3 separate regions of the Homo sapiens genome follow, and all the other regions are linked to region 3. Evidence: chromatin loops called from intact Hi-C (ENCODE). Cell type or tissue: B cell. All regions are shown on one strand.

What was found. Peaks named below come from ENCODE experiments on the same cell type or tissue, not always from the same donor. Only the 100,000 strongest peaks of a DNase experiment are listed, where the experiment ranks them.
Region 1: a loop joins it to region 3, with 4 times the contacts of the local background. A loop is called at or near these places in 2 of 110 quality-filtered maps.
Region 2: it touches region 3 in a loop (34-fold over the local background); 5 of 110 quality-filtered maps call a loop at or near these places.

Annotation. Positions count from the first base shown.
Region 1 is chr15:65,185,197-65,193,196 of GRCh38, reverse strand. It overlaps CLPX (caseinolytic mitochondrial matrix peptidase chaperone subunit X), which reads left to right and starts at 7,855. Exons shown (of 14, transcript NM_006660.5): 1 at 7,855-8,000. LOC124903509 (a long non-coding RNA gene) reads right to left here and starts at 4,202. Exons shown (of 2, transcript XR_007064683.1): 1 at 3,955-4,202; 2 at 3,450-3,740. RefSeq lists enhancers at 832-1,126, 7,338-8,000 and a silencer at 7,607-7,916. In B cell, a CTCF peak has its summit at 3,898 (motif pointing left); DNase peaks (open chromatin) are centred at 3,886 and 7,716; H3K4me3 peaks cover 978 bases; H3K27ac peaks cover 1,035 bases.
Region 2 is chr15:65,300,986-65,308,985 of GRCh38, reverse strand. RNU5B-1 (RNA, U5B small nuclear 1) reads right to left here and starts at 4,309; the gene lies at 4,193-4,309. RefSeq lists a silencer at 4,192-4,351 and an enhancer at 7,280-7,795. In B cell, a CTCF peak has its summit at 4,568; DNase peaks (open chromatin) are centred at 4,045 and 4,305; H3K4me3 peaks cover 1,719 bases; H3K27ac peaks cover 1,804 bases.
Region 3 is chr15:64,891,962-64,899,961 of GRCh38, reverse strand. No RefSeq gene overlaps it. Among named protein-coding and RNA genes, the nearest start is that of ANKDD1A, 16 kb to the left of the region's middle. RefSeq lists enhancers at 4,566-5,164, 5,959-6,268, 6,419-6,528 and silencers at 5,279-5,328, 5,369-5,418. In B cell, a CTCF peak has its summit at 4,429; DNase peaks (open chromatin) are centred at 4,101, 4,251, 5,081, 5,941 and 1 weaker place; H3K4me3 peaks cover 3,620 bases; H3K27ac peaks cover 5,606 bases.

The DNA of each region.
Region 1 (8,000 bases), 290 kb before region 3:
GACTACAGGCGCCCGCCACCACGCCCGGCTAACTTTTTTTGTGTGTATTTTTAGTAGAGGCAGAGTTTCACCGTGTTAGCCAGGATGGTCTCGATGTCCTGACCTCGTGATCCACCCGCCGCGGCCTCCCAAAGTGCTGGGATTACAGGCGTAAGCCACCGCGTCTGGCCTACAATGCTCTGTTTTTCAGACTGTCTCTCTGACTTTATTTCTATTTTTTTTTGTTTGTTTGTTTTTGTTTTTTGAGACGGAGCTGTGCTCTTGTTGCCCAGACTGGAGTGCAATGGCGCGATCTCGGCTCACTGCAACCTCCGCCCCCCGGGTTCAAGCAATTCTCCTGCCTCAGCCTCCTGAGTAGCCGAGATTAAAGGCGCCCGCCACCATGCCAGGCTATTTTTGTTTTGTTTTGTTTTGTTTTTTGTTTTTTGATACGGAGTCTCTCTCTGTTGCCCAGGCTGGAGTGCAGTCGTGCGATCTCGGCTCACTGCATCCTCCACCTCCCACGTTCAACCGATTCTCCTGCCTCACCCTCCCGAGTAGCTGGGATTACAGGCGGGTGCCACCACGCCTGGCTAATTTTTTGTATTTTTAGTAGAGACAGGGTTTCACCGTGTTAGCCAGAATGGTCTCTATCTCCTGACCTCGTGATCCGTCCGCCTCGGCCTCCCAAAGTGCTGGGATTACAGGCGTGAGCCACCGCACCCGGCCAATTTCTCTCTCTTCTTAGCCCCTGTCTCTGTTGCAGTCTCTCCCTCTCACTGTGTGGTCTTTCCTCTCTGCAGGAACCCTTGGTTCTGCTTGCAGATATGCTTTCTCTGTTCCTCTGGGCTCACAGAAGAAGGTGGCCACCCTATTTATATCTCAAGTCAATGAATAGCCCTGTCTTGAAGACCGAATTTGATTGGCCCAGTTTGAATTGGGGCTCCACCTCTAGTCCAATCAACCGTGGCCATGGCAGGGGTGGGAAATACAGGGCAATCCTGCTATCCAATCAAATTCCCTGGAGAGACAATCTGGTTGGCCCAGCTGCAGTTTGCCTCTAGTCCAGTCAACTGTGTCCATGGTGGGGGTGTGGCATATAAAGGGCAGTCCTAAGGCCTTGGGCGGTCGCTCTCACCTACAATTCCAGCACTTTGGGAGGCGGAGGCTAGCAGATCACCTGAGGTCAGGAGTTCAAGACCAGCCTGGCCAACATGGCTAAAAATACAAAAATTGGCCAGGCGCCTGTGGCTCACGCCTGTAATCCCAGCACTTTGGGGGGCCGAGGAGGGTGGATCACCAGGTCAGGAGATCGAGACCATCCTGGCTAACATGGTGAAACCCCGTCTCTATTAAAAATACAAAAAATTAGCCAGGCGTGGTGGCGGACGCCTGTAGTCCCAGCTACTCAGGAGGCTGAGACAGGAGAATGGCGTGAACCCAGGAGGCGGAGGTTGCAGTGAGGCAAGATTGTGCCACTGCACTCCAGCCTGGGCGACAGAGCAAGACTCCGTCTCAAAAAAAAAAAAAAAAAAAAGGCTTTGCTGGCTGGGTGTGGCGGTTCATGCCTGTAATCCTAGCACTTTAGGAGGCTGAGGCAGGTAGATCACTTGAGCCCAGGAGTTCCAGACCATCCTGGGCAACATGGTGAAACCCTATCTCTTAAAAAATACAAAAATTAGCCAGGCATGGTGGCACACACCTGTAGTCCCAGCTACTCGGGAGGCTGAGATGGGAGGAGCGCTTGAGCCTGGGAGGTAGAGGCTGCAGTGAGCTGTGATTATGCTACTGTATTCCAGTCTGGGCAACAGAGTGAGACCCTGTCCCCTCATCAAAAAAAAAGAATTTGCTGTATCCCACACTGCTAGAAATGGAAGAGATTGAAAATTTTGTAGATTTAACAAGGTGATGTTTCATTTCTGTAGCACAATAGGAAATTGAGTTGTTTTACAGAAGCAGTTTTCCAGAAAATTCAAACTTTTCCTCTTTATTTAAGACTTTTTTTTTTTTTTGAGACAGCGTTTTTGTTCCCCAGGCTGGAGTGCAATAGCACTATCACAGCTCACTGCAGCCTTGATCTCCCAGGTTCAAGCAATCCTCCCACCTTGGCCTCCCAAGGAGCTAGGACTACAGGCATGAGCCACCACACCAGGCTAAATTTTATTTTTTGTAGAGACTGAGTCTCACTGTTTTGCCCAGGCTGTTTTCAAACTCCTGGATTCAAGCGATCCTTCTGCCCTGGCCTCTCAAAGTGCTGGGATTACAAAAATGAGCTACTGCACCAGGCCTCCAAAACTTTTAAACTTTTGATTGTTTTGGGGTAGAAATATAAAAGTATTTAGTCTACTTTTATAAAAACAGAAATAACATAATTCAATCTTTTCTTGATGTATTATGAATACCATTATTGTGGAAGTATAATACTAATAAAATAGCAACCAGGGCTGATATGATATATAAAAAATTTTATCTAATCCCAAATGATGCCAGACTATATACCCTTCTTGTTGAGTTCACACATCTGTTTTTGTGTTTCCTTTTTTGTCAGGCTATTAGACAACACTTTGGCTGTGGTTCTAGCACCTATTCCCCCTTTCTAATTTACTGACTCATGCAATGGGGATCCATATGACCAAATTAGTATTTAAAATGAGCAAAGAGACTTACAGAATGAAATTCTGAAAGCCTAGGTATGAGTAAAGTACATGAACTTTGATATGCCAACTTTGTAATATCTACTTTGATGGCTCAGAAGCCTTTTCTCTTCATAACCTTGTTATTGATTAATTTACCCATGAGTACTACTTTACATACATAGCCAGTGGATGCTTCTGTATATTTAACAATTGCTTACAGGTAATACATGATTATAATTGGTTGTTTTTTTTTTTTGTTTGGTTGTTTGTTTTTGAGACGGAGTCTTGCTCTGTCACCCAGGCTGGAGTGCAGTGGTACAATCTCGGCTCACTGCAAGCTCCGCCTCCCAGGTTCATGCCATTCTCCTGCCTCAGCCTCCAGAGTGGCTGGGACTACAGGCGCCCGACACCATGACTGGCTAATTTTTTGTATTTTTAGTAGAGACGGGTTTCACCGTGTTAGCCAGGATGGTCTCGATCTCCTGACCTTGTGATCCACCCGCCTCGGCCTCCCAAAATGCTGGGATTACAGGCATGAGCCACTGTGCCCGGCCCTAGCCAGTGGGTGATTATAATTGTTAATCACTTTTATTATCTAATATTATGGTTAATGCACATGAATTGGAAATTGGAAATTGGAAAGGACTTATAAGCCAAGAGTTCATATTCTCTCTTTCATCTCTTTTTAAGTGTTTCATTTGAAATCAAGCAAGTTCCTCACAATGCTAAAGTACTGTGAATAGGGTAAGATCCTCAACTAGCTGGCTAAGAAGCATGACCGAAAAAGTAATTTTTTATTTTTATTTTTTTATTTATTTTGTATGCAACTCATTGTTTATATTTTTTGATTTTTTTATTTAAAGGAATTTTTAAAGGCATAAAGGGAAATCCATAATTCACAACATTGCACAGGAAAATATCTTTATTACTTAGTAAGCACCTACTCACTATAGCAAGTGCCAAGGGATCATTTATTCCTCACATTAATTCTAGGAGGTCAAGAGCACCCCAATTTATAGTGGAAAACAGGCTTATGGAATTAACTTACTTACCAGAGGTCACATGGCTGTTAAGGAACTCAGCTGGGATTCACACACCAGTCCTTCTACTCCTGACGTCTGTGCCCTTTAGTAAATACAAACAAGAATTCCCTAGCACTGTCTTCAAGATTTGATACACTGAAAGTTCCACTGGATTAATTTTAAGAATGCCCCCAAAGGATTCAGAGGGAAGGGTGGTAAGTTAGCACCATCTGCTGACCATCTCCCTGAACATCAGGATGAGGAACAAGAGGCAGTCTAATTGAGGACAAGGGGGATCTCATGCTATCTAAGGTTACCTCCAGCCCCCAAGGGCAGGCCCAGGAAAATGATGAGCGCCTCGCTGTAGTCCTCTTGGTCACCCTACAATACCAAGGTTGGGCAGTGACTCCCTGAGGAAGAAAGTAGTAGCAGTTGGAAGGAGCCTAAAAGAGACCTTGAGAAAAAAAGGTCCAGACTTCTATCAGCACAGTGGAAACATATCATTTCTGCAAATAAATCTTAGCATCTCCTGATTCTAGCATCCAGCAATAAAAACAGATTCCTGAGCCCTCCTCCAGACTATTTTGTCAAAATCTTTAGGAGAGGGGCCTAATGTATTTTAACAAACAACCAAAGTAATTCTTTTTTTTTTTTTTTTTTTGAGCCAGAGTCTCACTTTGCTGCCCAGGCTGGAGTGCAGTGGCATGATCTCGGCTCACTGCAACCTCCGCTTCCCAGGTTCAAGCGATTTTCCTGCCTCAGCTTCCTGAGTAGCTGGGACTACAGGCACACATCACTGTGCCCAGCTAATTTTTGTATTTTTAGAGACGGGGTTCACCAGGTTGGCCAGGCTGGTCTTGAACTCCTGACCTCGTGATCCGCCAGCCTCAGCCTCCAAAGTGCTGGGACTACAGGCCTGAGCCACCGCGCCCGGCTACAACCAAAGTAATTCTTAAGTAAAGGAAAGATGGTGGGTCACTTCCTTAATAGGAGGGCAGATTTTTATTCCTTGATGTGAGATGTTCCTGGGTAGGGGGTAGAGATTCTGCAGACCCCTAAAATCTCATCAGCTTTTGGAATAAGATATAGAGAAGTAATGGAAACCCATATGGTGATTTGGATTTAAGTCTGGGTTCTGCTGTGACCTTGGGCAAGTCACTTAAACTCTCTGTGTCTTGATTTTCTCAGCTTCAAAACTGGAATGCTGATAATAACAATATATCATTTGGTTGTTGTAATAATCAAATGAGAAAGTGGATGTGAAAACCCTTTGTAAGTTATAAAGTTCAATACGATGTGTTAATATTATCTTGAGTTCGCACCACCTACAGATGCAGGTCCTTATCTTTTAAAATACTGAGTTCCTCAATATTTATATTTATATCCTTCCAGGGATAATCAATGTCTGCTGATATGAAGGAGCAGGGTTTGGCCATGAAAAAAAAAGTCTTTATTCAGAGGATACAAAGATTCCCAAAAGAATGATGACTCTCTGAGAAGATGTGCCAGAATTTCTGGTGGAGGAGAGGAGAAGCGAGATTTTTTGTTGTTGTTGTTGAGATGGAGACTTGCTTTGTCACCCAGGCTGGAGTGCATTGTCACGATCTCAGCTCACTGCAACCTCTGCCTCCCAGGTTCAAGCGATTCTCCTGCCTTAGCCTCCCGAGTAGCTGGGATCACAGGCGTGCGCCACCACACCCGGCTAATTTTTGTATTTTTAGTAGAGACGGGGTTTCACCATGTTGGCCAGGCCAGTCTGGAACTCCTGACCTCAGGTGATCCACCTGCCTTGGCCTCCCAAAGTGCTGGGATTACAGGCGTGAGAAACTGCGCCTGGCCGAGAAGTGAGATTTTTATGTTTATCGAAAAGAGTCTTGGGTTAAAAAAGAAAAGCTTGAGAAATACAGTTTTAAAGCCAGAAGACTCCAGCTCTATTCTCTGTTTTTCACTTGTTATGTGACCCTGGTCAAGTATCTGCCTTTTCAATAGGCCTGTTTCCTCATCTAAAAAAATCAGGGTTAATATTGAGTGAGTTAAGACTCATGGACTCTAATTTATTAAAATATTTCTTATAGCAACTCATAATGCTGGGAGGTAAAATCAAGTATAAAAGAAAAAGAGGGCCTGCATGGTGGCTCACACCTGTAATCCCAACACTTTGGGAGGCCAAGGCAGGCGGATCATGAGGTCAATAGATCAAAACCATCCTGGCCAACATGGTGAAACCCCGTCTCTACTAAAAATACAAAAACTAGCTGGGCGTGGTGGTGTGCGCCTGTAGTCCCAGCTACTCAGGAGGCTGAGGTAGGAGAATCGCTTGAACCGAGGAGCCAGAGGTTACAGTGAGCCAGGATCGCACCACTGCGCTCCAGCCTGGCCACAGAGTGAGACTCCATCTCAAAAAAAAAAAAAAAAAAAAGACAAAAGAAAAAGTTTTACATAAAATGAAGACATAAAAAGTTATGTGCCTGACTGGGTGCAATGGCTCATGCCTGTAATCCCAGCACTTTGGGAGGCTGAGGCAGGCGGATCACTTGAGGTCAGGGGTTTGAAACTAACACGGCCAACATAGTGAAACTCTGCCTCTACTAAAAATACAAAAATTAACCGGGCATGGTGACGCATGCCTGTAATCCCAGCTACTCAGGAGGCTGAGGCAGGAGAATCACTTGAACCCAGGAGGCAGAGGTTGCAGTGAGCTGAGATGGTGCCACTGCACTTCAGCCTGGGTGACAGATGGAGACTCTGTCTCAAAAAAAAAGTTATGTGCCTTCAGCTATGTAGTTCGCAAAAAGTAAATAACTCAAGGAGTTAACTCCTCCAGTGTAAACTATTTGAGCTGGAAAACTGCACTTGACTTTCTTTTTAAAGCGTCATTAATCTGTCAGAAAACAGCTGAAAGTAGGTGTGATGTGGAAGGGCTGATGTGACCACAAGTATTTGCCATCACTTTCCTGGTGAAGGATCCATTTTCTCACAGGGATAATCTCAGATGGCTCTGGGTTTTTTTTTTTTTTTTTTGAGACGGAGTCTCGCTCTGTCGCCCAGGCTGGAGTGCAATGGCACGATATCGGCTCACTGCAACCTTCGCCTCCTGGGTTCAAGCAATTCTCCCACCTCAGCCTCCTGAGTAGCTGGGATTACAGGAGTACGCCACCACACCTACCTAATTTTTGTATTTTTAGTAGAGATGGGGTTTCACCATGTGGGTCAGGCTGGTCGCAAACTCCTGACCTCGTGATCCACCTGCCTCGGCCTCCCAAAGTGCTGGGATTACAGGTGTGAGCCACCACGCCCAGCCGGCTCTGTGCTTTTGAATTCATAACTTGAGAGGATGGCCTGATAGGAACCTGACCAGAGGTTATCTATGCAGTGCCATCCTTAATCACGGCCGGGTGCGGTGGCTCACGCCTGTAATCCCAGCACTTTGGGAGGGCGAGGCGAGAGGATCACTTGAGCCCAGGAGTTTGAGACCAGCCTGGGCAACATAGGGAGACCTCATCTTTACTAAATTAAAAAAAAGAAAGAAAGAAAAGAAAACCCTCAAGACTTTAAAGCACCCACGGACTAGCAACAGCTAGAAGCTTTATCACCACGAGGCCTGAAAGAACAAGGAGACGGAGCTGTTACCAACTAACAATTGCTGCTCAGGGAACTAACTGACAATACCAACTCCATGTTACAAGTGATGAAACTAAGGAGAATGAGAAGATAAGGAACACAGGATGTGGAATTCCGGGGGAAGAAATTTAGTGAATCTGAAGCATCCAGCGCCTACCAAGGCACTTTAGAGACTTCCCCCTGGAGGGTTAAGCCACCAGCCTCACCTTGACCTTCCCTGCCGCCCACTAAAAGTGACCGGAAGAGCTCGACTATGACGACTCGGGACTACAAGTCCCGGCATGCATCTCTCCGCGTCTATCGCAAAACCTTTCAACTTTAGGATAAAAGGGCTTTTGGCAACCTTGAGCGTCGGGACCTGTAGTCGCCCCAGTTGGGGCTAGACGCTTGCCGTAGGGAACTCATTGGCGCCCAGGGCACCACCCCCTCGCCTTCGCCTCACGTAGCTTCACCAGCTCGCAAACACGGCGCGTGCCCACGCCCTCCGCCCCCTCCCCGGGCCTAGGGCGCAGGCGCGCGCAAGCTCCCCGGGCCCAGTAGGCTGGGGGTGGGGGTAGAAGGAGAAGGAGGGGAAGGGAGGGGGGGGTTGGGTGTCTACTCTGGTGAATAGACGGCTGTGGGGCAGAGAAGCGTGAAGGCCTGGCTGCCGGGCAGGTGAACTCTCCACGGGGTCTAGGGCCCGCGAAAGGGTTCGGAACCGAGTCAGCGCGCCTTGCGGGCAGGATTCACGCCGCTGTGACCC
Region 2 (8,000 bases), 410 kb before region 3:
TTACTTATTTTTGAGACAGAGCCTCACTCTGTTACCCAGGTTGGTGTGCAGTGGTGTGATCTCAGCTCACTGCAACCTCTGCATCCTGGGTTCGAGCGATTGTCCTGCCTCCGCCTCCCAAATAGTTTGGACTACAGGCGCCCACCACCACACCCAGCTAATTTTTGTATTTTTAGTAGAGATGGGGTTTTACCATGTTGGTCAAGCTGGTCTCGAACTACTTTTTTCTTTTTCTTTTTGAGAGAGAGTCTCCCTCTGTCACTCAGGCTAGAGTAGAGTGGCAGAATCTTGGCTCACTGCAACTTCCACCTCCCAGGTTCAAGCAATTCTCCCACCTCAGCCTCCTGAGTAGCTGGGATTACAGGCACACACCATCATGCCCAGCTAATTTTTGTATTTTAGTAGAGACAGGGTTTCACCATGTTAGCTAGGCTGGTCTCAAACTCCTGACCACAAGCAATCCATGTGCCTTGGCCTCCCAAAGTATTGGGATTATAGGCATGAGCCATTGCACCTGGCCAATTTTACCATTTTTTAAAATTATTCTTTTAGAGACAGGGTCTCACTATTTCACCTAGGCTGGTCTCGAACTCCCAGCCTCAAGTGATCCTCCCAATTTGGTCCCCTAAGTAGCTGGGTTTACAGCCACCACTCCTGGCTCAGTTTCACATGTGAAAGAAAAGTCCGGGTGGGGCACGATGGCTCACGCCTGTAATGCCAGCACTTTGGGAGGCTGAGTCAGTGGGATCGCTTGAATCCAGGAGTTTGAGACTAACCTGGGCAACATGGTGAGACTGTCTCTACAAAACAATTCAAATAGCTGGGCGTGGTGGTGCATGCCCGTAGTCCCAGCTACTCAGGAAGCTGAAGTAGGAGGATCACTTGAGCCTGATAGGTAGAAGCTGCAGTCAGCCATGATTATACCACTATACTCCAGCCTGGTTGATAGAGGGAGACCCTGTCTCAAGAAAAAAAAGGAAAAGTCCTACATCCAAAACTGAATTGAGGCCGTGCGCAGTGGCTCACGCCTGTAATCCCAACACTTTGGGAGGCTGAAGTGGGCAGATCACTTGAGGTCAGGAGTTCGAGACCAGCCTGGCCAACATGGTGAAACCCCAGCTCTACTTAAATACAAAAATTAGTTGGTCATGATGGGGTGCACCTGTAATCCCAGCTACTCCAGAGGCTGAGGCACGAGAATCACTTGAACCTGGGAGGCGGAGGTTGTGTGAGCCAAGATTGCATCATTGCACTGCAGCCTGGATGACAGAGCAAGACTCCTTCTCAAAAATAAATAAATAAATAAAAATAATTATAAATATTAGAAAGGAAAAATTGAAAAAAATCCCCAGATAATGAGATTATATAGGTAGAAAACTGAAAATAATCTACACATAGATTAAAGTTAATAAATCAAGTAAGGTTGCCAGATGTAAGATCCCATACAGGTTCACTGAATTTCTATAAAACCGCAGTGTACAGTTAGGAGATATTATTTTAGAAATTAATAAAAAGTGTGAGATTTTTAGTAGAAAAATTATAACACTTTACTGAAAGATAATGAAGACCTGGGCACGGTGGCTCACGCCTGTAATCCCAGCATTTTGGGAGCCCGAGACAGGCAAATCACGAGGTCAGGAGTTCGATACCATCCTGGCCAACATGGTGAAACCGCGTTTCTACTAAAAATACAAAAATTAGCTAGGCGTGGTGGCAGGCACCTGTAATCCCAGCTACTTGGGAGGTTGAGGCAGGAGAATCGCTTGAACCTGGGAGGCAGAGGTTGCAGTGAACCGAGATCGCACCACTGCACTCCAGCCTGGGCGACAGAGTGAGACTGTCTCAAAAAAATAAAGAATAAAAAAAAATGAAGACCTAAACATATGGAGAGACAAATCATGTCCATTAATAAGATAAAGATTCAATTCTCCCTAATCAATCTATAGATTTAATTCAGACGCAATAGGGATTTTCATGGAAATTGACAAGACAATTCTAAACATTTTTGGAAGAAGAAAGTTTAGCCAAGTTACTATTAAAAAGAAAACAAAGTAGAGAGATGACACCCACCAGATTTTAAGTCTTATTATAAACTCATAGTAATTAGGATGTGCAATATTGGCTCAAGTTTAGACAAACAGACCCATGGACACATGTCACTGCATATCCCTAGGGAAAGGAGGTACCAAGTCAATACACAGTGCTGGACAATTGCCAATCATTTCCAGGGGAAAAATAACACCAGATTCACACTTCACACTATACATAAAAATTCAATTCCAGAGGAATCAAGGACTTAATATGAAAGACATCACTTAAAAAGATACAGAATTTATTTAATAATTTGAGGTGGTGAGTTGTTTATTAAACAAAACACACAAAAGTACAAATGAGAATGAAGAAAAAAAACAAATCAATCTGACATTAAAACCAGTCACCAAGAGACTCTATAAGAGCAAAAAGAGAAGCTGTAAACTGGGAGAAGGTAATTGCACCATATAACCAACAAAGAATTACTATTTAAAGTCTCTGAAGTCTAGAAGCTGTGCAAAAAACTACTATACCCACTAAGAAAAAGATTCGCCATCTAAGAAAAAAATGGGCAAAAGGCACAAACAGGCATTTTACAGGAGAAACTATGAATGGCCAAAAAATCTTTGAAAAGATGTTCAACCTCATTAGTAATTAGGGAGATGTACATTAAAATTACTATAATGCTGGAAGATTAGACATTTGTAAAGGAAAAAAAAAAAAAAAAAGCCAGGCACAATGGCACACACCTGCAATCCCAGCATTTTGGGAGGTCGAGGTGGGAGGATAACTTGAGCTCAGAAGATCCAGAGCAGCTCACCCTGGGCAACATGGAGAAATCCTGTCTCTACAAAAAGCATAAAAACAAAATAAAAATTTTTAAAAATCAGCCAGTGTGGTGGTGCACGCCTGCAGTCCCAGCTGCTTGGGAGACTGAGGTGGGATCACTTGGATCAGGAAGTTGAGGCTGCAGTGAGAGGATATCATGCCGCTGCACTCCAGCCTGTGTGATAAAGCCAGACCCTGTCTCAAAAACTAAAGTAACATTTAAAAACCACTAAAAGTTACAATTTCATAACTACCAGATGGACAAAGATTAACTTCTGAGCATTTCTTTTTTTTTACTTTTTTTTTTTTTTTTTGAGATGGAGCTTCACTCTTGTTGCCCGGGCTGGAGTGCAGTGGCACGATCTCAGCTCATTGCAACCTCTGCCTCCCAGGTTCAAGCGATTCTTCTGCCTCAGCCTCCCGAGTAGCTGGGATTATAGGCACCACCACGCCCGGCTAATTTTTTATATTTTTAGTAAAGACGGGGTTTTGCCATCTTGGGCAGGCTGGTCTCGAACTCCTGACCTCAGGTGATCCGCCTGCCTTGGCCTCCTAAAGTGCTGGGATTACAGGGGTGAGCCATCACGCCCGGCAACTTCTGAGCATTTCAAGGCCAGTAAGGGTGAGAAGCAATGGGAATATAATAGGCCATTTGTGAAAATGCAAATAAGTACATAATTTGGGAAAAAATTATTATGCAGGTACCTACCTGCCCTAAGACCCAGCCAGCCATTCCATTCCACACTTTAAGGAAATATAACCTTGCACAGGTTCAAGGAGTTCCAATGGCCAAAATCTGGCAAAACCCCAAAACCTACAGGAAGGGAGAACGGATCTACACACTGTGCTCTGTTCAAACGTTTTACACCTAGCAGAGGTGCACAGGGCAATTATTAGTCATTGTCCATGTGTGCCGATTGAGCGCTTGAAATGCAGCTAGTCCTAATTGAGATGCGCTAAATGCAAAATATACACAGGATTCAGAAGACTAAGAAAACAATGTACAACGTGGGTTTCACCACGTTGGCCCAGGCTGGTCTCGAACTCCTGACCTCAAGTGATCCGCTCACCTTGGTTTACCCAATGCAGTGGGATTACCGGCATAAGCCACCGCGCCCAGCCAGAACACTTTTAAGAATCTTTCACATTAATGACACTGAAGTAAATACTTCTAACTTGTTGGAAGAAGCTTCACTAGAAAAAGAACGCTTGCACTTACACAAAGTTTAAACGCATGAGCGATTGAAGCGTTTACAAGCAGAACCGAAAACTTAAACGATATCTGTAAGAAACACCCTAAATGAAGTCAATCTGATTTTTTAACAGCTTTATATAGCCTTGTCGGAACAAGGCCTCAAAAAATTAGCTTAAGACTCAGAGTTGTTCCTCTCCACGGAAATCTTTAGTAAAAGGCGAAAGATTTATACGATCTGAAGAGAAACCAGAGTATGCTTGTTAATTTCATAACTCGTTTCTCGGGTAACAGAAACTCCTAGTATAGTGATGGTGACTAGTGAATGCCAAGGTTCTATACCTAGAAAAAAATTTTAAGAGTATTGTTTAAACAAAAGTCTAACTTTCACAGAATATGCTTAGAATAAAAATGTTTGATTTTGCCTTTTTAAATTTGTACTGTGAGCAGTGCATTATGGGTATGCAAATAATCGGATCAATCTTTTGATTCCGGAACAGAGCATTTCACAGAGTGCCTTATGTCACCGTTAGGGGGCGAAGCCGAAGACTGGCTGGCTGGAAAATAACGCTTTCCTGGTCAGAGACTCGGGTTTTATCTGTTTTGTGTATTTGTACGTCTGAGTTTGATTTCTTTTAAATAAAGACTGCTATTAAATTGAAAGAGAAAAAATTGGCAAGTCAATGATTAACACAGAATTCAGAATAGTGGTTCCTCCCTTCGGTGAGGAGCGAGAGATGTGACTTGGGGAAGGGCGCACAGGGGTTTAAAAAGTTTGACAATTTCCGTTTTCTTAAACTGTGTGGTGGGCGCAGGGGCGTTCTGATGTTATTTTTAACCGTGCACTCCGGGGATATACTGAATTTTGCATGCCATTTGAGAATTCCCGGCAATGTCCTGTTTAAAATTGGAACTTGAGCGCTCTGTTTCAGGTTTCCTGCCCGACCGGAATCTGCTGTTGGGGATGCAATCTTGCTATTCCAGTTTCAGACCTCGTGTCTCCTTATTCTAGGCGGGAGGATCGCCTGACGCCCAGAGTTCCAGACCTGCCATCTCTACAAAAAATAATAATTTAAAAACATAGTGCTGCCCTCTCCCCCTCGGAGCTACACTGTCGGCTCTCACCAGCCTACAGGGAATTCCTTTCTAAGGAATGTGCTCACTCGGCAACCAGTGAAAGGAAAGCAGTGCAGGCTGGTCTGGAATTACGGGCCACAAGCAATCCTCCCATCTCGGCCTCCCAAAGAATTGGGATTACAGGCCTGAGCCACCTCGCCCAGCCAGCACTAAGACTTTTACAGCCGATGGTGTAAACATTTCATTTCCCGACTTTCACACCTTCTCTAAACCAACACTTTTTTTCACTTTGCTGCTCCTTTGCTAGCAAGTCAATCATATTTGACATGCATGTAATTTAAATTTGTCTAATACATTTAAAAAATAGATTTACTGGATATAATTTAAAAGCCAAGCGATCCATCCATTTAAAGTATACCATTCGGCCGGGCGCGGTGGCTCACTCCTGTAATCCCAGCACTTTGGGAGGCCGAGGTGGGCGGATCACCAGGTCAGGAGATCGAGACCATCCTGGCTAACACAGTGAAACCCCGTCTCTACTAAAAATACAAAACAATTAGCCGGGCGTGGTGGCGGGCGCCTGCAGTCCCAGCTACTTGGGAGGCTGAGGCAGGAGAATGGCGTGAACTCGGGAGGCGGAGCTTGCAGTGAGCTGAGATTGTGCGACTGCACTCCAGCCTGAGCGACAGAGCGAGACTCCGTCTCAAAATAAATAAATAGAGTATACAATTCAATGGTTTTTAGTATATTCACAGTTGTAGAATCATCCCCACAATATAATTTTAGAATTTTTTGTTTTGGGTCTGTTATTGTTTTTCTTTTTTTTTGAGACGGAGTCTTGCTCTGCTCCCCAGGCTGGAGTGCAGTGGCGCAATCTCGGCTTACTGCAACCTCCGTCTTCCAGGTTCAAGAGATTCTCCCGCCTCAGCCTCCCAAGTAGCTGGGACTGTAGGCGCCTGCCACCATGCCCAGATAATTTTTGTATTTTTAGTAGAGACAGGGATTCACCATGTTGGCCAGGCTGGTCTTGAACTCCTAACCTCAAGTGATCTCCCCGCCTTGGCCTCCCAAAGTGCTGAGATTACAGGTGAGCCACCGAGCCCAGTTAGAATGTTTTTGCCACTCCGAAAAATGAAACAGTACCCATTAGAAGTTACTTCCCACCTGCTCATTCACCCAGCCTCTGGCAACTACTAATCTACTTTCTGTCTCTGATAGGCCCATTCCAGACATTTCATATAAAAGGAAGCATACAACATGTGGCCTTTTGTACCGGCTTCTTTTGGTGTGGCTCATTGGTGAGCAAACATTCATCTGGTTTTGTTTGTTTGTTTGCTTGGTTTTTCCTTCCCACAACAAGGAAAATGTGATTTAATTCTACAAATTTACAAACCAAAATACAAAAACAAAATGTGGAACACAAAATAAAGATGAGGAGTTCTGAGACTCAAGGCAGCTCAGCCGTAGCAGCTGCCCCGTGGTCCGGGCTGAATCCTCCCCATGACTTGGAGTCGGCTCTGACCTTGCCAGAACTTGAGGCTGAAGCCGGGCCCGCAACCGAGGCGCCCTGGTTCGTGATGGTGAAGTGGAAGCCAGTCTCCTTCACGTGGTCGTCACCCAGCTGGCTGTAGCCCAGGCCTCCCTGGCGGGGCGCGGGTCGGGTGGGGGCGTGCTGGTGCTCCACTTCACACACTGCTGCTCACTCTTTACGGGCCACGTGGGGAACATCGAGGGGTCAGTGGGGGGGCGGGGGGCGATCTCGCAGAAATACTCGCTTGCGGCCATCCTCAGTGCTCCTCCCGGGGAAGTAGGTCAGGAACTTGTTCGTAAGATGAAAGCCCTGTTCTGAGAGCAAGGCCCCCAAGCCCTTGCAGAGGTTGCTATAGGGGTACTGGCTGAAGGTCATCTTCTTGACTGCTGGAAGGTTACTGTAGCCATTCCTATTTGTTTTTGTTTTGATACACGTTCTGTCACCCAGGCTGGAGTGCAGGGCTGCAATCATAGCTCACTGCAGCCTCAAACTGCTGGGATTAAGCACCTCCTGCCTCAGTCACCCGAGTATCTGGGACTATAGTCTGCAAGCCACCACATTGGGCTAATTTTATTTTTTAATTTTTTGTAGAGATGGGGGTCTCCCTATGTTGACAGACATGTTGCCCATGCTGGTCTCGAATTCGTGGGCTCAGGGGATTCTCCCACCCCTGCCTCTGAAAGTGTTGGTGAGAGGTGACAGCGCGCTGGCAGCCCTCGTAGCCCTCGCTCGCTCTCGGTGCCTCCTTGGCCTCAGCGCCCACTCTGGCCGCGCTTGAGGAGCCCTTCAGCCCGCCGCTGCACTGTGGGAGCCCCTTCCTGGGATGGCCGAGGCCGGAGCCGGCTCCCTCAGCCTGCGGGGAGGTGTGGAGGGAGAGACACCGCAGGAACCGGGGCTGCGCACGGGGCTTGCGGGCCAGCTAGAGTTCCGGGTGGGCGTGGCCTTGGCGGCCCGCAGTCCGAGCGGCCGGCCGGCCGGCTCCGCCGACCCCAGACAGTAAGGGGCTTAGCACCTGGGCCAGCAGCTGCGGAGGATGCGCCAGGTCCCCCAGCAGTGCCGGCCCACCGGCGCTGTGCTGGATTTCTTGCCGGGCCTTAGCTGCCTCCCTGCAGGGCAGGGCTCGGGACCTGCAGCCTGCAATGCCTGAGCCTACCCTGCCCACCCGCCATGGGCTTCTGCGCGGCCGGAGCCTCCACGGACAAGTGCCGCCCCCTGTTCCACCGCGCCCAGTCCCATGGACCGCCCAAGGGCTGAGGAGTGCCGGCACACGGCTCAGGACTGGCAGGCAGCTCCACCTGCGGCCCCAGTGGAGGATCCACTGGACGAAGCCAGCTGGGTTCC
Region 3 (8,000 bases):
GACTACAGGCACCCGCCACCGTGCCTGGCTAATTTTTTGTATTTTTAGTAGAGATGGGGTTTCACCGTGTTAGCCAGGATGGTCTCAATCTGCTGACCTCGTGATCCACCCACCTCAGCCTCCCAAAGTGCTGGGATTACAGGCGTGAGCCACTGTGCCCGGCCGAGACTCTGGATTTTATGTAGTGTGTTCCTGTTGTTTTTCAGAATTTTCCTGCTAGTCTCAAATGTTTATTTTTCCAGATTAATATTATTTTCCAAGGCACCCTCCTCAAATCCTATTGTTTTGATTTAAATCACTTTCAGTTTATAGATCCATTTAAGAAAATGCACAACCTTACAACTGGAGTACAAGGCTGGGCTTTGTGTTGTTTTGAGTCTTCACTCCCATAGGACATCAAGTCTTAGTGAGGGGATGATGGTGCCATCTCAGGAAGTCCCCAGCATTCCTGGGCACCTTTGAGGGAAGGAGCCCAAGAATGAACCAAGGACAGCCCTGGGGTCAGACAAGCCCCACAATGCCATGTACCTAGGAATCCAAGGCCTTGTCAGGGAGGCTCAGAACACAGCCCCCAAGCCTACAACTCCTGGACTTTCCATTGCAGGGTGAGTCCAGAACTCCTTGAAGAAAACATTCCTTAGAGGCCCAGGAAAGGCACCAGATGTGCCTTCAAAGAGCTAATTCATGAGGTAGGAGATTTCACATAGTGGTGCCTTGTTGGAGAGACCGAGCAGAGTGATGCATTTGCCAAGGAAAATCCTACCAGTCTCAAAGTCACAGCCTTGGAGAGTGGCAGGGATCTGCTGTGGGAGCCACAGGAATGGGCGGCTGCTGTGGGCAGAGCCCTGCAGGCTCTCCTTCCTTCCCAGCTGGGGCTCTGCTGGCTTCTCTCCAATCCTGGAACCCCAGTCTGCAGCATCAACCCACTCCTTCCCCAGGCAGGGGCCCAGTTGGGCACCAAAGGCTTTCCCCAAAATGCCCAGAGAGATTGAGTAGGCATTTGTTTATTCAACAATTATTGTCAACAATGTGCCAGTCAGTGTTCTAGATACTTGGGGTACAACAAAAAATAACAGAGACTGAAATTCTTACCCTCCTGGAGCTAACAGACAATAAAAATAATCATAATATGTAAATATGTTAGAAGAAAAGTGCCATGGGGAAAAAACAGGGCAAGGTAAGAGGACTTGGGAGTTGGGGGTGGGGAGCAGTCACATTTCCCAAGAAAGCAACCGTGCTAGGGAACTTCCATTTGCCCTCCAGATCCCCAGAAAAGGCTGACCTGAAGGACTGTGTCCTGGCTCTGGCTGGATTCAGCCAATGAGCCTCGCAGGAGAGCTTAGACAGGCGGGGGAGGTTTTTATCCCCCTGGCTCCCTCCTTGCAGGTCACAGCTCTGGTCAGGTGGCCCTCTCCCACAATTCTGTCCTTCCTTCCACCAGCCATGTCTTTCCCTCCTCCTCGCCCTTCTGCCAGGCCTGGGAGTAGCAAAAATGCCCCATGCTACTGAACCTGGGCACTGCACTCTCCCTTAGGGTTTCCTTACAGCCTGTCCACACCTTTGAAAATAGTCCTGAAATAATGCTAATTTGAATGCTGAGAAATACAGTGATATTTGAGCAGGCTGGAAGGCAGTAAGGTGGTATGCCATGCCGATGTCTAAGAAAAGAGTGTTCAGGGCACAGGGAACTGACAGTACAAAGGCCTGGGGTGGGAGGCTGTGCCTGGGCTATTTGAAAAAAAGCAAGAAAGCCAGAGTGGCTGTTGCAGAGTGAGGAATGGGGAGAGGAGTAGGAAATAGTATCTAAGAGGTATGTTTTGGGAGGTGGGGGCTTGGCATTTGCTCTTGGTGAAGTTGGGGTGGATGACGGCCCACTGGAATGAACCCAGAAGTGATGTGATCTTTAACACTATCACTCTGGCTGCAGTGTTGAGAACAGACTCTGGGTCAAGGGTAGAAGCAGGGAGGCTGGTAAAGGGGAGGCTCAAAAGACAGTGGGAAAGGAACCAGAAGAGGCTTGTACTGTGGAGCTGGAGCCAACAGGGTTGACTGAGGACTTGGGGTGTAGAGGAGAAGAGCAAGGGTGGCTTCAAGGCTTCCCTGCATCTGCCCAGCCTGGCCCTCACATCCTGTCCCTCTGGGTGCTGTGTGTACACGTGTCCAGTCCTTGGGGCTGTGCACTGCAGGCCCATCTCCTCTGGCTGGCCTAGAGGTCTGCCAGCCTCTGCCAAGAGGAGTCCTTGACCAAATCACAGCTTTCTCTACCTGGGGCCATCTGCCTGAGGTCACTGGTAGGGGTGGGGAAGTGGATTCACTCCCTGGGGTGCAGGGAAGGGAGGCTACGCCTAATCCCCAAAGGCAGTCCAGTAAATCTCCCATATCAGTGAGATATTTTCTGGGGCACTCCCAGACATATGTCCTTCAGCCCAGATCCCGTGAGTCAGCCAGAACTGAATGTGACCAGCTTCCTCCTCCACCGCTCACTTGGCTGGCTTCCTCTCAGGCTCCAGCCTTCTGCAGGGGCAGCTGAGGCCACGAGTGAAGGGCCTGCTCATGGGTAGCCCACGCCCCCTCCTCAGGGCCCTCAGCAGCCCTTGCCCCTTCTATTGGATGTGTTCTTTCAGAATCCCGGTTTGAAGGGCCTCCTCCCATGGCATCCTGTGTGGGGCTGGACTCTCACTGCTCCACAACCTGAATTCAGGCTTCTAGCTCCTTCCAGGACAGCTGGGCCTGGCCTCCACTGAGAACAGAGGAGTCTCCCCCACCTGACTCCATGCTGAGCTCTCCACTGGCCTGTCCTCTCGGGTCTGCTGGGGCCATCCAATACAGAGGGCTCGTTATAAGAGTGGGCTCTGGGGTACAAGTTCTGCCACTCCTTCACCTGCATGTGACCTTGGCCAGTCACCTATCTTCTTCAAGCCTCTCCTTCTGACACTGTGGTGTTCCTTACACATTGGAGGCCCTCATAAATGCTTTCTGAATAAGTCTGCCTGCAATATGCTTAACGCAGTGCCTGACCCAGAGAACATGCTCAGTAAAAGTCAACTATTTAAATCATCCCCATTTACAGATGAAGAAACTGAGACTCAGAAATGTAACTTGTCCAAGGCCTCAGGGCTGGGAAATGGTGGAGCCAGGTTCCCCTGTGCCCTGATCCATCAGTCCACCTCCCCTGCATGCTCCCCATTCTTCTCTGCCTCTGTGAAGCCAGCACAGATATGTCAGCCTCAGAGGGATGAATGGAGAAGCCAGAAACTCACACTCTGAGAACCCCTGAGGAGACAGGAGGTTCCTATCATCATGGGAGATACAAAGATGAATTAAAGTTTCAGCCGCTCAAAGGGCTGCCAGTCTGGAACTGGGAGCCACGGCGCCCGGAACAGAGTCTATCCCTACACAGAGGACCCAGCAAGCCTCAAGGGAGGGGCACCATCTGGGTTCCCAGTACACAATTGGCTCGTTGAATCACAAAGTTCACAAGAAATAGTGGCCACACAATCTGAATTTTAAAAGACAAGTCCAAGTTGCAAACATTTTCTCCTATTGTTATAATAGAGTATGAAGTGCCCCAAAGAATCCATTATTGTGGCACCTAAATGACCTCTCACAGCCAGGTGGATCACAAAAATCTATGTTATACCACACGTCCTAAGCTTGACTTGGGGAAAGAGGATCCCCATTATGCTAGACACACAGATGCCGGCTGCCCCCAGCCTCAGCCTCATGGGTGTATGCAGGTCCACACAGACTAATACCAGACAAGACAAAGGGTCACCCACTCTTGGGCTATTAGATGACATGGTGACTTGAGTTAGTGCCCCCTCCCCTTTCCAGCAGTGATCCTAACACCAGTGCTGGGCACTGTAAGGTCTGGAGGGGCCTTTGGTATCCCCAGAGAAAACAGACTGCCTTTGCATGCTTCTTGTCAGCATGAGAGGCAAGCCCTGGTCTAAGTGACACCGAGGTTGCAGCCAGGGTGTCTCTGACAGGGCTGCTGTCCTCAGATGTGAAGGCTTTGCTCCTCAGCCTCTTGCTACAGACCTCCCTCTCACATTAACTCCTGCCAGGACTTTTGGTTTCGGTTTCTGACAGCAGAAATAAGTTCTACCCTTTCCCTCTGTTGTCCTCCACACTTCCCCTCCTCCTACCCTACTTCCTTCACCCTTCTTCCTCCCACCCTAGTAGGAAATCCCCCCCCTGCCCCCACCCCCAGTCCCAGTCTGAGAGGGACAAAGAAGAAGAGAGGAATAGAGAAGGGACTGAGAAAGGGAGTTGCCAGAGACCTCGCTGCATCTTCGGGGCTTGGTGATCACTCACAAATCTGCAAATTGTGCCCTGTACAACTCAAGAGGACACCAGTCCTCTCAAGTCACCAAAATTTGCATATTTATTAGCACACTTTTCAGACAGATGGCAGTAAAGTGTCTTGAGAAGGAACAGTCTGAAGCTCTGGAGTGGGGTTAAAGGGCTGAATGCCTTTCGGCTCTCATCTCCTAGAAGCCCCAAGGCACCCCCAGTCCTTGAGCTGTAACCCACTTATCCCTCTTTGCTCAACTTCCCAGCTGGGCTAGAACCCCAGTGAGACTCTGGCTCAAAAGAGGCTCGCCAATCTAGGTCCATTTGTGGGGCCCCAAGCAAGTCTCTTCCTCACTAGGCCTCAGTTTCCCCATCTGTAATATGTAAAGAGAACAAAAGGATCTCTAAGCGGCCATCTATATTTAACAGCTGAGTCTGTGCAGAGGGTGCCTGGAGGCAGATGATTACAGTTGGGTTGCAGCCTCAGGGTCCCTATTTCTCTGAAGGAAGGAGGTTGTTGGTTGTTCCGTTGACTGAGAGCAGGGGTCAGAGAGGATTCTTTTGTTGAAGAATATCAAGAGGGGCTGTGTGACCTGGGGCGGCTCCTCTAACCTCTCTAAACCTGTTACCTCCCCTATGAAATAAAGGTGGTAATATTCACCTTGCAGGTGGCTGTGACGACTGAAGGGAGTACTGCATGCAAAAGTGCTGGCGTGGAGGAGGCGGCAGAAGAGGGCGGCGGCGGGGCACGGCAGCCACTGCCTGAGCTCAGGCTCCAGGGCAGGAAACCCACCTGACAGGCCACTCCTTCAGCTCGCCTCCCCCAGTGGGCTCCCTCCCCTCTCTCTGCAGGGCCACACCTCTGGGAGGATGCTCAGGGCTTGCACAGCGCTGAAGGAACCCCAAGGAGCCTACACCCCTTAGCCTGTCATGCCAGGCCCTCCCCTACCTACGCCCCGCGGCCACTCCCCACCCAGCCCCCCCGACCTGCTCGACACCCCCAAACAAGCCATGCACACCTCCCTGCCTTTGCCCAGGCTGCATCCTTTCCGGGTCACATGCCCTTCCCTCTCCCCCTCCTCAAGACAGCTAAATCCTGCTCATTGTTTAGGGCCCAGCTCAAATGTCACCTTCTGAGAGAAACCTTTCCCTGCCCTTCCAGTAAAGAAAATACTCATTCTTCCTGTTGCCTCCCTCAGCCCCGCATTCAGTCCCGTCAGGAGTGCAGCTGGGCTCCAGTCCGCCACATCCCCTCGCGGAGCCCCCAGTGCCTTATCTAGAAAATGGAGGTAAATCGTCCCTACTTGGGGGGCAGGACGAGTTCAATAAAATGGGACACGTCGGGCGTCTAAACATAGCGTGGGGCCCACAGTAGAGCCCGGCGAGTCCAACCAGTCAGCCTCGCACTGAGAGGGAAGCGCGCGCCAGGCCCCGTTTCCAGCCTCCTGTAAGTCCTCCCGGAAGACCAGTTCACAGCTCATTGGAAGATCAACCAGGATTGACAGGTTCCCAGCCCAATGGCTGGCCGAGCCCGAGAATGGCTCGGGAGCAGGTGGTCGGCCCCTTCCCCTCTCTGGGGCCTCTACCTGCGGAAGGCAGGGCGGGGGGCCTGGTTTCCACAAGCTGCCTGTGTCAGCCTGTGGGGCCGGCCGCCCCACTGATGACTCAGGTCTCCTCCCCACCCTTCCCCTTCAGGAAGAGGCCCTGTCATAATCGCAGTTGTACTACATAAAAATAGCTTCGTTTCACAGTGACATGAGCACAGCCCTTTCCACTGAGGGAAGAGGAAGGCAGTTTCCCCCTACGCGTTCCCCGGGTCCCTCTTCAAAAGCGGATCCTCGGGTGGGGGCTTCACACTTCTCAGCAATAGCTTCATCAGCGGCTTCCTCCCCGGCTTCGGCGCTGAAGGCTTTTTTTACCGCTTTGCGACCAGCTTCTCACCTTTTCTTATTTGGCCCTCACGTCAGAGACGGCAGGCAGCTGAGGTTGCTGTTCCCATTGTGCAGGTGTGGAAACCCAGGCCAGAAGAGGGGAGGTGACTGGCCTGAGGTCACACAGCAAGCTCGCGAGAGCCGAGTTGGGGGCCCTGACTCCTTCACCGAGTTCCTTACGCGCCTGCATAGGCCTCCTCCTAGGAAAGTACTGTGGCCACAGCCAGGGCACCAAGAAAAAGGAGAGGCGAGGAAGGCTGGACGGAACACAGATGTGAGGGGCAAGACATTCATGCAACAAACATTTGTCTGGCCGGGTGAGGTGGCTAACGGCTGTAATCCCAGGACTTTGGGAGACCAAGGCGGGCAGATCACCTGAGGTCAGGAGTTTGAGACCAGCCTGGCGAATATGGTGAAACCCCATCTGTACTAAAAATACAAAACAAATTAGCCAGGCGTCATGGCGCACGCCTGTAATCCCAGCTACTCGGGATTGGAACCCAATGACAAATTGGTGGTTTCCCTGTCAGTCAGGCCTGTTAGACTGAGAGCAGCCCCTCCAGGCCCAAGACTGATGAGTCTCAGCCATGAGGCCCAGCCTGGGGTGTGGGGGCCTTTGCTGCCCATTGAATCCCTGCAGTGCAGCCACTGAGGAAACCCTGCCTGGTCTTGTGGTCTCTGCTCTTCCCCCTCAAATCCACCCTCTACTATCAAAATGTAAGGCAGGTCAGAGGGCACAAGCTGGAAGCCTATAAATGGGTATCTTGTGGCACTAGAAAGAAAGGCACGCTGTGTTCCCAGCTGGGTGCCTGAATGCGTAGGAGTATGGGCAAGTGACTGTGTGTGTGCACATGGTTGTGTACAAACTTGGGGTGTGTGTGTCTTAGTCGGTTTTCTGTTATTTGTAACAGAGTACCTGAAACTGGGTAATTTATAAAGAAAAGGAATTCTTTCTTGCAGTGCTGGAGAATGAGAAGTCCAAGGTTGAAGGGCTGCACCTTGTGAGGTCCTTCTTGGTGGTGGGGACTCTGCGGAGTCCTGAGGCCCTGAAGGGCATCACATGGTGATGGGGTTGAGCATGTTAGCTCAGATCTCTCTTCCTCTTATTATAAAGCCAACAGTCCAATTCCCGTGATAACCCATTAATCCATGAACCCATTAATCCATTAATCCATGAATGAATTAATCTATTCATGAGGGCAGAGTCCTCATGGCCCAATCACCTCTTGAAGATCCCACTTTTCACTACTGCCACATTGGGGAATAAGTTTCAACATGAGTTTCAGAGGGGACAGATATTTAAACCTTAACTGTATGTCTGTGTTTGTGTGTGTGTTTGTGTGTGTGTGTGTGTGTGTGTGTGTGTGTGTGTGTGTAGCTGCTGTGGTTGTCAACTCAAAGTGAAAAAGCCCTCACTTCCTGTTAAGAATCAATTACAGCAGTTTTTATAGAAGCTCTAGCTCTCCCTGTGGGGATCACAGGAGCCTGGGAGGAGAGGTGGGAAGGCAGAGCAGGAAGAATGTCTTCCCTGAGCAGTGCTGGGAGCAAGATCAGGACTGCACATCCAAGACTCCAAGTTCATGTCCCACTGTGCTGTCAAGTCACTGCATGACATAAACAAGTCACTATACCTCTCTGGTTCCCTTTCTGTAAAAGCAGGAGGGAAGGTGAGACCAAATGATCCCTAACCCTTTCTCCTTTTTGGAGACTCAGATTAGTATCCAGAGTGCACTCTCCAGAGGGAGACACCAGGCATGTCGTCCACTCCACATT